Regions from separate parts of the Mus musculus genome. Here region 1 is linked to region 2. A link is a loop called in an ENCODE intact Hi-C map of the cell type or tissue named here. Cell type or tissue: left cerebral cortex. All regions are shown on one strand. Links, peaks and the distances in the headings refer to the core of each region. The heading gives the core; the rest is flanking DNA.

The links. Peaks named below come from ENCODE experiments on the same cell type or tissue, not always from the same donor. Only the 100,000 strongest peaks of a DNase experiment are listed, where the experiment ranks them.
Region 1: a loop joins it to region 2, with 4 times the contacts of the local background. A loop is called at or near these places in 5 of 42 quality-filtered maps.

What each region holds. Positions count from the first base shown.
Region 1 is chr5:33,029,883-33,038,461 of GRCm38, reverse strand. It overlaps Gm29892 (a long non-coding RNA gene), which reads right to left and starts at 7,284. Exons shown (of 4, transcript XR_868337.1): 1 at 7,161-7,284; 2 at 6,834-6,923. In left cerebral cortex, for the core only: CTCF peaks have their summits at 4,152, 5,032 (motif pointing right), 5,033 (motif pointing right) and 6,119 (motif pointing right); DNase peaks (open chromatin) are centred at 5,050, 6,204 and 7,871; H3K27ac peaks cover 1,281 bases.
Region 2 is chr5:32,859,011-32,867,589 of GRCm38, reverse strand. It overlaps Depdc5 (DEP domain containing 5), which reads right to left and starts at 3,869. Exons shown (of 43, transcript NM_001170567.1): 1 at 3,769-3,869; 2 at 2,891-3,013. The coding sequence starts at 2,948. In left cerebral cortex, for the core only: no CTCF peak of the experiment used is centred there; DNase peaks (open chromatin) are centred at 3,519 and 3,936; H3K4me3 peaks cover 1,655 bases; H3K27ac peaks cover 614 bases.

The DNA.
Region 1 (8,579 bases), core at 168-8,167, 170 kb before region 2:
GAAGCAAGGCTAGTGTACAAAAAGGAAATGTCCGGGGCCTAGCAAACACAGAAGTGGATGATCACAGTCAGCTATTGGATGGATCGCACGGCCCCCAATGCAGGAGCTAGAGATATTACCCAAGGAGCTAAAGGGAACTGCAACCCTATAGGTGGAACAACAATATGAACTAACCAGTACCCCGGAGCTCTTGTCTCTAGCTGCATATGCATCAAAAGATGGCCTAGTCGGCCATCACTGCAAAGAGAGGCCCATTGGACTTGCCAACTTTAGATGCCCCAGTACAGGGGAACGCCAGGGCCAAAAAGGGGGAGTGGGTGGGTAGGGGATTGGGGGGGTGGATATGGGGGACCTTTGGGATAGCATTGAAAATGTAAACGAGGAAAATACCTAATAAAAAAAATTAAAAAAAAAAAGGAAATGTCCCAGCATAAACCTGAAACTTGCCCATTCCCTCCATCTTTCCAAGAGCTCATCAGAACCCTCTTCCCAACACGGGTACCAAAAGCCAACCAGCAGAAGGTCCTGGTCCCTAGGATACATCTCATCTACCCACTCCTGGTACCCACACCAGCTCCTCTGGACTGCTCACACACAGCTAAGCACAGCAGCCCCCCGGATCACTGGCTCAAAAAGCAGGATTCTCAACTAAGCAAGGAGCATATGGGCTCAGAGAGATTGACGTGGCAAGCATGGGCCCTGTGGGGCCACTGCACCAGGTCCTCTGGGTATACCTTGTGGCTGTTAGCTTGGTGGTTTTGTGGGACTCCTAACTGTGGTAGCAGGAGTGTCTCTGACTCTTTTGCCTGCTCTTAGTACTCTTTTCCTCCTACTGGGCTGCCTTGTCCAGACTCATTGTGAGGGCTTCTGCCTTGTCTTACTATAGTCTGCCTTGTCTTACTGTAGTCTGTCTTGTCTAACTGTAGTCTGCCTTGTCTTACTATAGTTTGTAGTTTGCCTTGTCTTACTGTAGTCTGCCTTCTTACTGTAGTCTGCCTTGTCTAACTGTAGTTTGTAGTTTGCCTTGTCTTACTGTAGTCTGCCTTGTCTTGCTGTAGTCTGTCCTGTCTTACTGTAGTCTGCCCTGTCGTACTGTAGTCTGCCCTGTCTTACTGTAGTCTGCCTTGTCTTACTGTAGTCTGCCTTGTCTTGTCTTACTGTAGTCTGCCTTGTCTTGTCTTACTGTAGTCTGCCTTGTCTTACTGTAGTCTGTCCTGTCTTACTGTAGTCTGCCCTGTCTTACTGTAGTCTGCCTTGTCTTGTCTTACTGTAGTCTGCCTTGTCTTGTCTTACTGCAGTCTGCCTTGTCTTACTGTCTTTGCCTTGTCCTGTTTGCCTGTTGTCTCTTGGAGGCCTTTGTTGATGGGAGACAGAGGGGGAGTGGATCCCAGGGAGAGGGAAGCTGTGTGTGTGGGGGGGGGGGGGGGTGGAGCTGGGAGGAATGGAAGGAGGGGGAACTCTGGTTGGAATGTATTGTATGAGAGAAGAATCAGTGTTCAACTAAAAAAAAAAAAGCAAGATTCTGTTCCCTGTTTCTAAACTGTAGCTGGACAAAATTCCACAATATCCTTAGGTGCTTCCCTTAGGAATTTTCCTTCCACATTAAGAGTCAGTCCTTGGGGAATATGGAACAGAGCACATGCCCACCCACCCCCCCACTACCACAAAAGCCAGAAAGAAGCTATGATGTGCACAAGGGCACATACCCTAGGCTCCTAGGAGGGAACTGTGTATGGTTTCAATGCAGGCCATCTCTCCACTTCAGTGGGCTTATGGCCTCCTCAATTCTAAGTTTGTGAAAGTAAATACCACACAGTAAATACCACAACAGAGCATTCGTGGTAATGTTGGGGTCCAAATCAGTTAAGGGGTTGCACAGAGAAATGCAGTGAGGCAGAACCAGTGCAAGGAACAAAGCTAAGAGGTCTGTCATCAGTGCCTGGAGGAATGGCTCCTCCATTCAGAGCACTGGCTGCACCCTCAGAGGGCTGAGATTCAGTCACTAGTACACCCACGGCAGCAACTGTCTCTAACTCCAGTTCCAGAGGACCCTCTTCCGGCTTCCATGGGTATTGCATTGCATGGACATGGTGCACACACATACATGAGGACAAAACAGCCACACACATAAAATAAAAATAAAATCAGGCTGGTGAGAAAGCTCAGTGGGTAAGAGCACTGACTGCTCTTCCGAAGGTTCTGAGTTCAAATCCCAGCAACCACATGGTGGCTCACAACCATGCCCTCTTTTGGTGTGTCTGAAGACAGCTACAGATAAGTGTACGTATGTATAATAATAAGTAAACCTTTGGGCCGGAGCAAATGGAGTTGACTGGAGCAAGCAGAGGTCCTAAATTCAATTCCCAACAACCACATGAAGGCTCAAAACCATCTGTACAGCTACAGTGTACTCATATACGACATAAAATAAATAAATACATCTTTAAAAAATAAAAATAAAAAATAAAAATCTCAAAAATAATTTGTTTTAATGTTGTCTTCACCATAGACTCAGGCTCTCCTGCGTCCCTGGAAGGGCCAGGATCCGAACCCATGCTGTACTCAACACAGGATGAAAAGGGAGGAGGCATCACTAGTCCAAATCAGATCAGATCAGATTCCCTCCTGCAGAGTCAAAGGCTGAGCTTGGAAACACCACCCAGCCCAGACAGGGACATGGCATCTCAGCTGCCCCCAAGTGCCACCTTGAGATCGTATTGGCCTCACCATCCACCATTCCCTAAGGGCCTAGAAGATTCTGATCCGGAAAAGCCAAGGTCTCCATTTCATATTTTCTTCCTGTGAACACCTTTGGACCCTCCTCTCCCTCAGTTGCAAGGTCAGCACATGCAAGAAGCTACATTTAAGAAATGCCTTTTTAAGCTGGGCGTGGTGGCACACGCCTTCAATCCCAGCACTCGGGAGGCAGAGGCAGGCGGATTTCTGAGTTTGAGGCCAGCCTGGTCTACAAAGTGAGTGCCAGGACAGCCAGGGCTACACAGAGAAACCCTGTCTCGAAAAAGCAAAAAAAGAAGAAGAAAAAAAAAAAAGAAATGCCTTTTTAATTTACATTTTTATTTATTTTGTATGTATGTCTTATGTGCAGGTGTGTGTGTGTGTGTGTGTGTGTGTGTGTGGCCAAGGCACACTTGTGGGAGTCAGTGGGAGTCAGGGGACAGCTTATGAGAGTCAGTCCTCTCCTTTTGCCAGGTGGCTCTGGGGAGTCAAACTTAGCTCACCAGGCTAGGTAACAGGCGTCTTTCTTCACCTGCTGGGCCATCTCACTAGCCTACTAGCCTATCACGAGGGGGGGGGGGCTTGATGGACAGCTGTGGTGGTTTGAATAAGAATGGCCCTCAAAAGGTCACATATTTAAATGCTTTGTTGTCACCCGGGAGTAGAGGATTAGGAGGTGTGATCTGAAGTTCATGACCAGGGGTGGACTTGGGGATTCAAAAACCCAAGCCAGGTCCAGTGTCTCTCTGTCTCTGTCTCTCTTTCTGTCTCTCTGTCTGTCTGTCTGTCTCTCTCTTTCTCTCTCTCTCTGGTTACTGATCAGGTCAGGATGTAGCTCTCAGCTACTGCTCCAGAGATGGCCTGCAGCAGGCCACCATGATCCCTGCCATGATGATAATGAATGATAATGAACAATGAACTAAACCTCTGAAACTGTAAGCAAGCTCCCAACTGAATGCTTTCTTTTTTTAAGAATTGCCTTGGTCATGATGTCTCTATGCAGCAATAGAGCATAGGACACCAGCTGACCACCTAACAAAAACAATAACACCTGTGGGTCTGATGGAGAAAATATGGGGCCATTGGTGTCCTGACTGACTGATATGCTGATAAGACCAGCTAGAAGCTAACAGAATGGCAGACCAGATTGGCAGACCTGCCGACTAGGCCAAAGACTGACTAATCTAACTAGACTGGCTGTCCTGGTTGGCTAAAATGACTGCAGGATTGATTGGCTGTCAGTTTGACTGCTGCAGGTATTGCAGTGACTGACAGCTTTGGTCTCCAGCCCCCTTCAGGCACACTAACTGCGAGTGCCTCCCGCCATCCAGTCCTGTAACTGCACAGAACTCAGCTGATGAAGCATCTCTCCCAGGATTCCCTCCTGCCCCTAAGTGGCTGGAAGCTGCCACCTCATGGCTACACCAGGTAGCACATGCCCTGTGAGTGTGCGGTGCCTAGTGGGCAGGACAGGAAGAGGGGGTTGGTTGCTCAAGGAGCCTCCTACTGCCTCATGTTCTCTTCTCCTCCTTGAAAGTGGGCCGGGCTGTAACCCCCCTCCCCCCCACGACTCCCACTGGCGTATCCAACCCTGGAGCCACATGCGGCTGTGGAGAATAATTAAGAATGTGGGCCAACAACAACAACAAAAATCGTACACTAGCTTAAACTATAAGGTTCATCTGTTTGTTTGTTTGTTTGTTTTCGAAACAGGGTTTCTCTGTGTAGCCTTGGCTGCCCTGGAACTCAGAGCTCTGCCTGCTTTTGCCTCCTGAGTACTGGAATTGAGGTTGCACGCCAGCATCACCCAGCTTAAAGCAGTCTAGGAGGTTCTCAGGAGGAAATTTTGTGGATGACAAGTGGTGTCGCTGTCAAAAGGTTGGACACGCCTTAAGTATAGCGTATCAAAAGTGCACTATCTCGGGCTGGTGAGATGGCTCAGTGGGTAAGAGCACCCGACTGCTCTTCTGAAGTTCCAGAGTTCAAATCCCAGCAGCCACATGGTGTCTCACAACCATCCGTAATGAGATCTGACTCCCTCTTCTGGTGTGTCTGAAGACAGCTACAGTGTACTTACATATAATAATAAATAAATCTTTTTTTTTTTAAATGCACTATCTCCAAAATTCCAAGAAATCTTCTAGGACCCCACTCCCATCCCCAGGACTCTACAAAAATCTGAATTGGGGCCAGGGGACACTCCATGGGGCGTTCATCATTGCCCCTCAAACTCTCTTGCAAACTCAGCTCCTGCCTTCCGGTGGAGCGTGGTGAACACCAGCGAGCCCACTAGGTGGCAGCAAATGCCTAGGAAAGTGGTACCTACCAGGCTGGAGCAGCTACTTCCTAACCCCAGGAGGCCAGATGGAGCCAAGGCAAGGAGGTCCAGAGTTGCAGGAATGTCCCCATATCAGAAAGAGGGACATGCAGAGGCAGAGAAGCTAAATGGGAGGGGTTGTAGTGTGTGAATGTTCACAGCCAGATAATATGTCCTCCCTGAGGCTGACTCTGTGAAGTTAGAGACAAGAAGAATATCTACTGTAGAGAACATGTTGAGTGTTATCTGGATTGTGTGTGGAACTCTATCAGAGCATGCAGTAAGGAATCAGTAAGACATCCCACAAGAGCCGGGCGTAGTGGTGCACGCCTTTAATCCCAGCACTCGGGAGGCAGAGGCAGGCGGATTTCTGAGTTCAAGGCCAGCCTGGTCTACAAAGTGAGTGCCAGGACAGGCAGGGCTACACAGAGAAACCCTGTCTCGAAAAAAAAAAAAAAAACAACAACAACAACAAAAAAAAGACATCCCACAAGCTGCCGAGACCTGGCTTAGCCCATGTTCTTCTGAGAGAGTATTTTGTAGGATCAGATAATGGTCCCTCATCAGTTGACTGTAAATAAAGAAGGAAATCTCCACATACAGAATGGGCTTGATGAAATTAGTGGAAAAGCCTTAAAATCAAAACTAAGGTTTCCATTTAGAAGGAAAAAAATCTGCCTAAGGATAACATCTTCAGGTCCCTGAGAGTTCCAACCTCCACTTCATGATTTCAGACCCACAGTCGCTTCCTCAGGTGTCTTCTGAGGGCACTGTTTTCTTTGGTTGAACCCTGACTGCGGAAGCCTTGTATGTGGTGGGGTGTGGTAGGGTGCAGTAGGGTGTGGTGGGGTGTGGTGGGGTCACAGTTATTCACTCCTTCTAAGTCTCGGGTAGTATTAGCTTTTAAGGGGCCATAACTAGAGGCTACAGGAAACCACCGTAGTTTATTAGTATTGCTAGGCATAGGACCACAAGTAGGCAAAGGAGCCAGGCTTTCTGCGCCACCCCACTCGGGTCTTATCTTCATGGATGCAACCTACTTGCTTCCAGGCTTTCTCTACAAACTCCCTTTGCCACAAGAGGCCAGGCGTAGCCTCTTTCTCCACTGTAGGAATGAGAAGGATGGATCCAAATCACACTCTCTCTCTCTCCTGGGAGCCAGCTGGTGAGTCGTCTCCCCCACCTCCACCCGCAAGCCTGCTGTGCTCTGTCCACACCCCTTGCTCTCCTGCCCTAATTCTAATAACCATTTAGACTTATCGGTTATGCTCTACAGTGGGAGACCCTGCCAAGTCCCTAACTCATCTCAGCCAGCTTCACCACAGGCTGTGGGGTAGATGCCATTGTCCCATTCCCAGACAAGAAAGGCAAGACACCAAGCCACACTTAGTCTCCCACACCTGTCCCCCTCCTGGGAAACTTGCTTCTCCAAGGCAGACTTCCTTGGTGACACTCTGCGAAACTGAGAGAATCTTATCACTTCTCAGGCCCTCAGATCTTCAGCCCACAGTGATAACTGTGGAGAGCAACGGTGGCTAGCCTAAGAGAACCTGGGCTTAGCGCTTGGCTTCCCTTCCTTTCTTCCACCAAGGAACTAAGGACACTGGAGAAACACCATCTAGAGAGAAAACGGTGAGTTCATGAGTAAAGCCATGTATAAGGATTGGTGCTGCAAGACTCAGCAAGCTCTGCGCTCTCTCTCTCTCTTTCTCTCTCTTTCTCTCTTTCTCTCTCTCTAGGCTTGGTTCCCTCCTGTGACGTGGATCAGTAAACAGCTCACCTCACAGGGCTGTGGAGCCACTGCAGCCACTGACATAAATCGGCACATACTGCTCTCCTTCCCTGGGCCATTGGTTAAGCGAAGGTTTCACTGCAAACACAAGAAAGAGATTCCAATTACTGTTGAATGAACACTCATGACATGCCTTTCTCTCCAGCCTCCTGAGTCCTGGAAGTCATGTGAGCCACTATGCCCAGATGCATTCCCCCTCCTGCTTTCTGAGGACTCTCTTTGTCCCTGCTAATTCCTCTGCCAACCTTCCCTCTCACACATACCCTCTGCCTCATCCCTAGCTATAGAGCCTCCTCCCCTAGCTGCTTCCAATACCTGTTGATAGGCTTTCCCCTAAAGTTGGGTATCTTCCCTGTTGGATCCTGCACATAATCTGTATCACAGCATGTTTTGGAATAACTATGGGATTTCCTTCTCCCATCACACACACGACTGTGAATCCCATTACAACATATACCTGGGCTGGTTTTGCTTACTGTGGTATCCCAAATCGCCACACACAGAAATAGCTGAGTCCGTGCTTGTTGGATTAAGCCATAGGTGAGGAAATAAGTCCAGGCACCTGCATAGCTGTGGATGGGGGATCATATACCCTGATTTGCTTGGGAAGATCAAGTATTCATGTCACTTGTGCATAGTAGTAATGGTATCCCTGTTCACTCTCAAATACCCCAACTTGGTGACATGCTAGATGATCAGCCCAGTTATTAGGAAGGAGACAGGGTTGGTCTCAGAGATTCTACTCTTCTCCAGTCTCACATTCATTCCCTTTTTTTTTTTTTCCAAAGCAACCACGGCTCTCTTTCTTCTGAAACCTTTGTGTGTGTGTGTGTGTGTGTGTGTGTGTGTATTCCCCCTGGATTCATCCCAACCCCCTGAAATACATGAATATTCCGTTTTCCCATTTCACTGTGAAGTATACTCCTGAAGAGTTGCCATGGTGATCTAATATTCACTACCCTAGAAACAGTTGCCTAGGAAATGAGTGATGTCACTTCCAGGAGATGTGTTTCTATAGTAACCATCTTAGTGGAATTCAGGGGGTGGCCATGAAAGTGAAGAAAGAAGAGGGCAGTTGCAGAAAAGACAAATTAAAGAACAGAAGGGAGTGGGGAGGGGAAGTGCAGGAGGAAAAGGCCAGGAAGGTGGGGACCATCCCAGAGCAGATCTCAGGAATGGAAATGTCTCTAGAGACTACCAAAGACAAACTAAAAGGCTAGGACTTACGACCACACCTCCAGTTTAGAAGAGATGCCAAATGTAAGTCTTGCAAATAGTTTATCAGTAGACAGGTAGAGAAACAGAAGATTCTTTTCAGTCACCTTTAAAAGTATTTATCTATCTATTTATTTATTTGAGGGATACTCATGCCACAGTCTACATATAGACAGAGGACAGCTTGTGGGTGTCAGTTCTCTGCTTCTATCACGTGGGTTCCAAGAATCAAGCTCAGGTCAGCAGGCTTGGTGCAAGCACCTTTAACAGCTGAGCCATCTGAATGGCTCATTGGTCATTTTCCTGAAATTCCAACCTCTACATAAATAAACTGTGAGTTGTGTCCCAATAGGAGAAAACCTGAGTGTCATTTTCATTTTCTTATTGTATCTACATACACATACACATATACACATGTAATCCCACCTTAGCCCTGTAACAAGACTCGTGTCTGTGTCAATTGACCAAGGCATCTCAAGCCATCCACCCAATGCTTACTATGTAGTAGCAATCCAATGA
Region 2 (8,579 bases), core at 487-8,486:
TTGGGTTTTGTTTTCTGGTTGTTGTTGTTGTTGTTATTGTTTTGTGTGTGTGTGTGTGTGTGTGTGTGTGTAGGTCAGAGGACAATTTGCAGATGTCAGTTTTCTCCCTCCATCATGTAAGACCCAGAGACTGAACTCATGTTAACAGGTTTGACAGCAAGTGTTCTTACCCACAAGCCATCTCACCAGCCCCCATTTGTTTAGATTGTTTGTTTTCCTATTTTATAAATACTAAGGCTGGAACTTAACCAAGGGCTCACACATGGGTAAGCAGATGCTCTGCCTTTTCCCTGAGAGTCCATTTTGAGTCCAGTTTTAGAACTAAAGGATTTGCGCAGGGTGGGGGTGTAACTCAGTGATAAAGTACTTGCCTAGCATGCTGGTTTCCAACCTCAGCTCAAAAGAAAGAAATTGCAAAAGTGTCTAGGGCCACAACAGTAAATGGGTGTGTTGGAAGGGACTCAGGGACTGTCTCCAATTACACACTCTCTCTGCTCTAATATGCCCATGGAAAAAGCAGCCAGTGGTTTGGGGAATTATGCCTCTGGCACATCCTTTACTCTCTAAAAGACTGTGAATCTGGCATCCATATGATAGAAAGAGTCTAGGACCCAAACACAGTACTCATATTTATGTAATATTCAAAGAAATCCCTTAAACACTGTCTTAATTAGACCTTCATAATAAATCTTTAGTACTAACAAGAGCAAGGAAATAACCTGGGAGATAAACTGAATTGTCTAAAGGTTAGACCAGCAGTAAAATTAAAGCAAGAGCTAGTACTGAGCTCCTTCTGTCTAAATCAGGCTCACCATCTCTTATGTGTTATAAAACTCGAGTCTAGGTTCTAAGTGTTAGTTCATAATAGGGCTCGAAACAACCTTTAAACTCAAGGGCCCGGGGTAAAGGTATCGCCCAACAGAGTAACTGCAGAGCATGCATAAGGCCCTGGCTACAAACCCAATCCTCAGCACCAATCAACCAACCCACTCACCCATCCATCCATCCATCCATCCATCCACCTCAAAATCAAATAGACTTCACAGATGATTATACTCCACACGGATCAGCCTAGTAAAGAACTGACTGAGTCAATCTCATTTTTTATTTTAAACGTTTCATTGACAATTTTAGTTCCAATGTGTGTGAAGTCCCTGGGATGAACTTCTGTTTTCCAAATCAAGCTCTCTGAGCATATTGATTTATTTGTTTCATTTTCTCTCCCTCTCTCTTTCTCCTCTCTCCCCCCTCCTTTTTTGCTTATTTATTTGTTTTGAGACAGAGTTTCACTGTGTAGCTTGGAGCTCACTATATAGACCAGGGAAGCCTCAAACTCACAAGAGACTGAGTGCCTTTGCCTCCTGTGTGCTGGGATTCAGAGTATGCGCCACCAGATCTAGCTCCTATTTCTTTCCTCGGAAACAGAGTCGGTTACACTCTGCAGCAGGATGGCCTCAAACTTTCAGCAATCCTCCTGTCTCAACCTTGGAAAGTTCTGTGTCACAGGCACAAGCCACTACAGCCAACTAATCATTTCATAATGTAAAGAACTCCTTGGGGACAAGAGATTTTACCTACTCACAGTCTTCATATTTGATAGGGATACTGGTCTTCTAGGTCTATCACCAAGCTATATCTGTCTTATAAACACACACACACACCTCTATATACATTATATATATATAATATCATATATCATATACCTGTATTCTTGTTATTCCCTCTGCTGAAACTATCTCTGTATTTATTCAATAGCTGCCTATTCTTCACAAGTTTTTAGGCCAGTTTCATAAATAGTGGGGTTGATATGACTAAACATGAGGACTGCAATAATTTGACAAAAGGTTTGGGGCATTTCTGGGAGAGCTTCCACATGCTATCACTCAGTTTCACCGGGCAGCTGGCCTAGCCTAAATTAACAAGTCCCAGGTATCACTGAGGAATTGTCTCAAAAACAAGGTGAAGAAAAACAAGTAAATGACTAAAAATTCAAGGTAGGTAGGCATGATTACTAAGTAATCCCAGTACTTAGTAGGCAAAACTATCTCTGTAAGACAGAGGAGCTCTGTAAGTTCAAGGCCAGTCTAGTCAGCATTGCAAACCTATAAAGGCTATAGAGTAAGAGCCCATCCAAAAAATGAAATGTAAAGTTTAAAAGGACTCATTGAGGTCTGAAGTGATTGCTCCTTGATAGTGTGCTTGCTCATAGGCACAAAGCATGGGTTCTTTATCCAGATCCACGGAGAACAACGTGGGAGCACATGCCTGAAATCCCAACACTTGGGTATGAAGGACGGAAGGAAGGGCAGTAACTCAAGATCAGCCTCCAGTGCATACTGAGTTCAAAGCCAGTATGAGCTCTAAGACTCTGTCTCAAAAACCAAACCAAACCAGCTCACTTTGTCAGTAATTCTGATTTCTGAAGTAAAGAACATTAAAAAAAAAAAAAAAAAAAAAAAACCAGGAGGAAGGACTTGGATGCAGTCCATAGAGTCCTTTTCTAGTAAACTTGTGGCCAAGCACTCACTACACAGAAGAAAAACAAAAACAAAACAAACAAAAGCAGGAGGAAAATTAACTCAGGTGTGGTAGAGTATTTCCAGATACACAGGCAGGAGGATAATGGGTTCAAAGCCAGCTTGGGCTACACAATGAGTTCTAAATGAGCCTTGGAAACATGGTAAAACCTGGATTCAAAATACAACCCAACAAACTCTGAATGTGAAGAATGCTTTTCAAAAAGATCCTGTGCTCTCATTTCCAACCATCCCTGATCTCTGATACTGCTCCACTCTTACCTGTCCAGTCTCCCTTGTGATATGGGTAATTTTTAAGGCACATCATAACTTCAGCCAACTTACACAATCCCCAAATATCAATCAATACTGACCACTGCCCCCAAAGCCCTTCTTGTGGATGACAAGTTTGTAGACCTTTGTGGTTCTCATTTTGTCTTGTGATTTCTTCAGCTGTTCCAATCTTGGAGCAGGGAAGTCATCTTGCTTTCCTGCTACTGAAACACAAATAAAAACATCGAGGATGTCAGGCTTCCTAAATTTGCTCTTTAATTTTAGACCTTGAAGGTACTGGTGGTTGTTCGGCTGAAAGGCGTGCCAACCCTTGCATTATATCGCTCCTCCAATTACCAAGAGAGACAAACAAATAGAAGTGTGCTTTAAAAATTAAAGGGAACTTGGGCTCAGATCTCGTCCATCCTCTAAAGCTATTTTCTCTACCGCATACCTAAAAGGGAGGCTTGTGGTGAGAGGGGCACTACCTTGTTTTTGTCTGCATCAGGAACACCAAAATAGTACAGGGATATTCGAAGAGGTTAGTCCATCACATAAGTAGAGGAACGTCAAAACAAGGGATTCGCCCAAGGTCACTCGAACTGTTATGCACTCCCATGACTCGCGGTCCACTAACAATGTCCTGGGGAAAAGAGAACTGAGGAAGGCTGCGGTTTCCTTGCCGACCCCTCTACTGGTACCAACTCTCAGCGGACCGTCCTGCCTCCATTTCACCGCTGCGGTCCGGGAAGCTTGGTGAGAGAAAGACTGGTCCAAGGTCACACGGGGAACTGCAAGAAGAGTCGGGCCTCGAACCTGGCTCAGGGACCCTTCCTTCAAGCCCCTCAAGTCTCAGCCCGAGGTTGGCGCTCGACTCCCCCCCCCAACCCCCCCACTTCCAGAGCCCCTGCGCGCCTCAGGCCCGGCCCGAGGCCAGATTCCGGACAGATCTCCCCAGGACCTCCTCAGGATATCCCACCTGAGCCCCCACAGTTCGCGCAGCTTCCGCACCAGGGCTCTAGGAACCAGACAGACAGCACCACCGAAGAGCGCTCACCTGAGCCCGCGCCGCTCCCGAGGCTCCGCCCCGAGTCCCCGCCCCTCGCCAGTCCCTGCTCAGCCGGCTTGGCCGCTCTAGCCCAGCCTCCGCCTCGTCTCGGTGGCCGCGCCACTTCCTCCTCCGGGGCTGCGGGGAGGTGGGGGGGGCGGGGCGGGGGGGAGGCTGGGGGCGTGGCGTTGAGTCCGACTTCAAACCGAGTTCCCGTTGGCGTTTCCCGCCACCGTCTACAGGGCTGCCCGCTTTGCATGGAAAATTTGAAAATAGAGCCACAGCCAAGACCTTCGTTTCAGAAGAGCGAAGTGATTTCGTAATAGGAGAAACTCGAGAGAGTCGACTCTTACCTCGCGGAGCTGTTTCCATGTGTTTGACGAAGTTAATAACTAAACCTGGTCCAGAGGGCTATTGAGAAGTGCAAAAGTCTCTGCGGGTGGTGGCTCCCCCTCCTAATCCAGGTTCTGTAGAGACAAGAGTGCTGAACATTCCCTAGAGTTCTTGGGCTATGTAGCAAGAAAACGGGGGTGTGTATAATTCATGAGCGAGTTACTAACTTATTGAAAACTGTTAAATATAATTAAGAAGTACAAGTTAATGATAAGTACAAATGTAACATGTACAGAGACAAGCTTGGAAGGAGAAACCAATTTACATTACCCATTATATACTCTTTTGTTGTCAAAATTAAACCTAATGTACATAAGTCAAAACAAGTGTACAGTAAACTTAAAGTTTGTTTGATTAAAAAAAATATTCAAAACATTGAATGCCCGAGTACAATGGGTTAAATCTACAATAGGCTCGCATGGCAGAAGGCCCAGTAGTTTCCTTAGATGGGGCATAAATCATCCAACCAGAGTAAATTGCGTGGTGGCACACGCCTTTAATCCCAGCACTCAGGAGGCAGAGGCAGGCGGATTTCTGAGTTCGAGGACAGCCTGGTCTACAAAGTGAGTTCCAGAACAGCCAGGGCTACACAGAGAAACCCTATCTCAGAAAACCAAAAAAAAAAAAAAAAAAAAAAAAAACCAAAAAAACAAAAACAAAACAAAACTGTAAGTTGTGTGTTAGCCTCATTACAGAGTAAGGATTCATGGGAAGAAGAACCTGCTAGAAGGCCTGACCTGTTCCCACCTTGTAGGCCAAAACAAACAAACAAAGCCAAAAACCTCCTTATCTAAAGATGAATTATTCCTCATGTCTCAAAAAATGGAGGTGGGAAAGGTAGATTCTCTTGTCCATTGGAGGATCTCAGAGTCTGCACCACATCCTAAATGACTTAAAGAGCAGAGACAAATAGCAAGATGCTATCTATACACAGGGGAATCTGTCCTGTGAGTGCTATGAGACCCACTTGCTAGTTCAGTCAGCTACACCCTCCACCCTGTTAGCAAAAGCAACTTTCAGGAAACACACCCTAACCGTGTTCCTTCAATAAAGGAGGATGCCAGACGTTCTGGGATCAAACTCAGAGCTTCGCAAAGTTCTTTAGACTAGCCAAGCCATGTCTTTGACAGTTGTTTTTACATCTGTAGAGTCAGCAAATTATTCTATTAAGTGATATCTGAAGTCCTCAGATTCTTCAGGAAGGCGTGACTTAGATGAAGATTTTCTCCAACTGGGGCTCACCTGTGGCACTTTGATAAAATAGTCTCTACCCAGATGGAGAACTTCAGGGCCAGGGCCTGCACCTCGATGCCTACAGGGAGTACACAGGCCTTGGCAGGGAGTTTTGAGGATGTTTTCTAATAATAAATTCCAAAAGCCAACAGTTCCTTTTGTTTGGTTATCTGTCTTTACAAATTATGCTTCCAAACCAATCTATTTTTAAATAAAATGACATTAACAAATATGCTCAGTGCTGTTGGTATGTAGTGGACTACGGAGCTGCCCATTGACAGAAGGAGGAGAGCTTGCTTTAGCCTTTTAATACACGTGAATCATAAATTATAGATTTGACATGACTGATTGCTTTCATCTTCCATCTGTCGGTTGAATCTATGGAATGAAAATATCATAGAAAGATTTTAAAAGGTTCTATTAGTAGGGTTAATTTAAAAAAAAACATTTTTGGGAGGCTGGAGAGGTGGCTCAGAGATTAGGAGCACTGACCCCCAAGTACAGGGAATAAAGGCTTGCACCACCACTACCTGTTGGAGTATTCTTTGTAAATTAAAAATTGAAAATCATTTCTTTGTGGAGAATACAACTTAGAAATAAATTGTATTTTTTTACATAGCCTAACAATATAAAAATACATTTACTGTGTAATCCTGATTTAATGTTAACAAAATTCATATAAAATATTATTGTCATATTTTGACATAATAAATACAGTCATATAAGGTAACAGTCCCAATTTTTAAAGTTTTACCTTATCAGATTGTTTCTAACCAAAAAATGGTTTTATTAAATAATACCTGGTATTTTGAATATGTAAAGGAAATATAAAAATGTTTATCAAAAAAAGGGGGCCCTGGAGAGATGGCTCAGCGGTTAAGAGCACTGACTGCTCTTCTGAAGGTCCTGAGTTCAAATCCCAGCAACCACATGGTGGCTCACAACCACCCATAATGAGATCTGACTTCTGGTGCATCTGAAGACAGCTACAGTGTACTTGGATATAGTAATAAATATATCTTTTTTAAAAAAAATGTCTATCAGTGCTTGGCAGGGGTAGTGGTGCACACCTTTAATCCCAGCACTCAGGAGGCAGAACTGGTTGATCTCTGTGAGTTCTAGGCCAAGCTGGTATATAAAGTGAGTTCCAGGATATCCAGTGTCTTGAAACACAAAAAACAACTGCAACAATACAATTCATCATACATAGAAGCAAGAAATGTCACTTGGACACTTTGTTCAAATTCATTTCTTGGATGCTGACTTTAACTGACTTCTGTTACAAAGCTTCCTGGTGGTTGTTCCTTATTCAAGAGTCTGAGGTAAACAAACAGCAAATCACAGTTGCCTCATCCTTCTACAGAACTCTGGTACATGATCCAGCCAGCTGTGTGATGGCATTTAACCTTATGTTAATTCTGTATTTAACCTTATGTTATATCTACTCATGTTGATATTGATGTAATAGTCTCTTCAATAACCTTGTGTGTGTCCCTCTCTCTTCTTTTTAATTCTTCTATCATGTATTACATCTCAACCACAGTTTCCCCTCTCTCCTCTCCTCTCACACCCTCTCTCCACCTCCTTTCTCCCTCAAATCCATTTTCCCCATCATATCCCTTCATAAAAGGGCAGGCCTTCCAGAGATATCAACCAAACATAGCATATCAAGTTGCAGTAAGACTAGGCACATCCCCTCATTTTAAGGCTGGTTAAGGCAGCCCAGTAGGGGAAAAGGGCCCCAAAGCAAGTAAAGGAGTAAATAGCCCCCACTCCCATTGTTAGGAGACCCACAAAAACACCAAGCTACACAACATAACATACAGGACTGTTCCCCATGAAGAGTACAGTCATTGCCTCCTGACTTATGTTTTGGATCTTCGCTAAGTATTAAGTTTTCTCATGATCTCTTAGATGGACCCTCTTCCATGGCAGTCCAACTGTTGCTCCACTCATGTAAGCTCAAAACACCAGGAGATAAATGCTTCCAACTCCCAAAAGCTGTTCAAGTTACCTCTTAAAGGGGACTAATGAGCTATGAGCCACCTAACTCATCCCTCTTCTTGTCACACTGGACATTGTTTTGGGCGATTCAGAATTAAAAACAGCTGGAGCACACCTTTAATCTGAGCACTAAGGAGGCAGAGGCAGACAGATTTCTTGAGTTTCCAGATCAGTCTGGTCAACAGAACAAGTTCCAGGACAGCCAGTGCTACACAGAGAAACTCTGTCAAAAAAACAAAAACAAAAACAAGAGAAGTCTTCTTGAATCAATTTGCCCCTCTGTCTTGCTAGCTCAATCAGCTTAGCATTCTTCAGGACCAGCTTTGGCTGTTGAAGTACTCCAAAATGAGCTAACTGCTGTTAAGGATGGGATTTGAGCCCTCCTCCAAGAGCAATACAACTTCCACACCATCAAATCTTTTCTTTTTTAAGGTTTATTTATTATTTTATGTAAGTACACTGTAGCTGTCTTCAGACAAACCTGAAGAGGGCATCAGATCTCATTACAGATGGTTGTGAGCCACCATGTGATTACTGGGATTTGAACTTAGGACCTTTAGAAGAACAGTCAGTGCTCTTAACCGCTGGACCATCTCTCGAGCCCCTTTTTTTTTTTTTTTTTTTTTTTTTTTTTTTTGGGTTTTCGAGACAGGGTTTCTCTGTATAGCCCTGACTGTCCTGGAACTCACTTTGTAGACCAGGCTGGCCTCGAACTCAAAAATCTGCCTGCCTCTGCCTCCCGAGTGCTGGGATTAAGGAGTGTGCCACCACCACCCGGCCACACCATGAAATCTTAATTGGGTTGAAATGGAGTTTAAAAACACACAAATGGAGTAGAAATTCCTTCCGGTTCCCCCCCCACACTCTGAATCCTCTCATCGATCACTTCATTCACTTTTATTGTACTCATATTTATGCATTTTACCTGTATTACTAACTCAATCTCACCCTACACTCAAGCAAAATGTTCCCCGTAAGGTCGCCCAATGGCTTTCACCCTACAACAACTCCATTTGATCCATTTGATCCTGACTTATCTGAAAAAGACATTTTGGATGCTGAGGAGAAACTGGCTGAAAGGGAACCTCATTCCTGGGACAAATACAATTCTT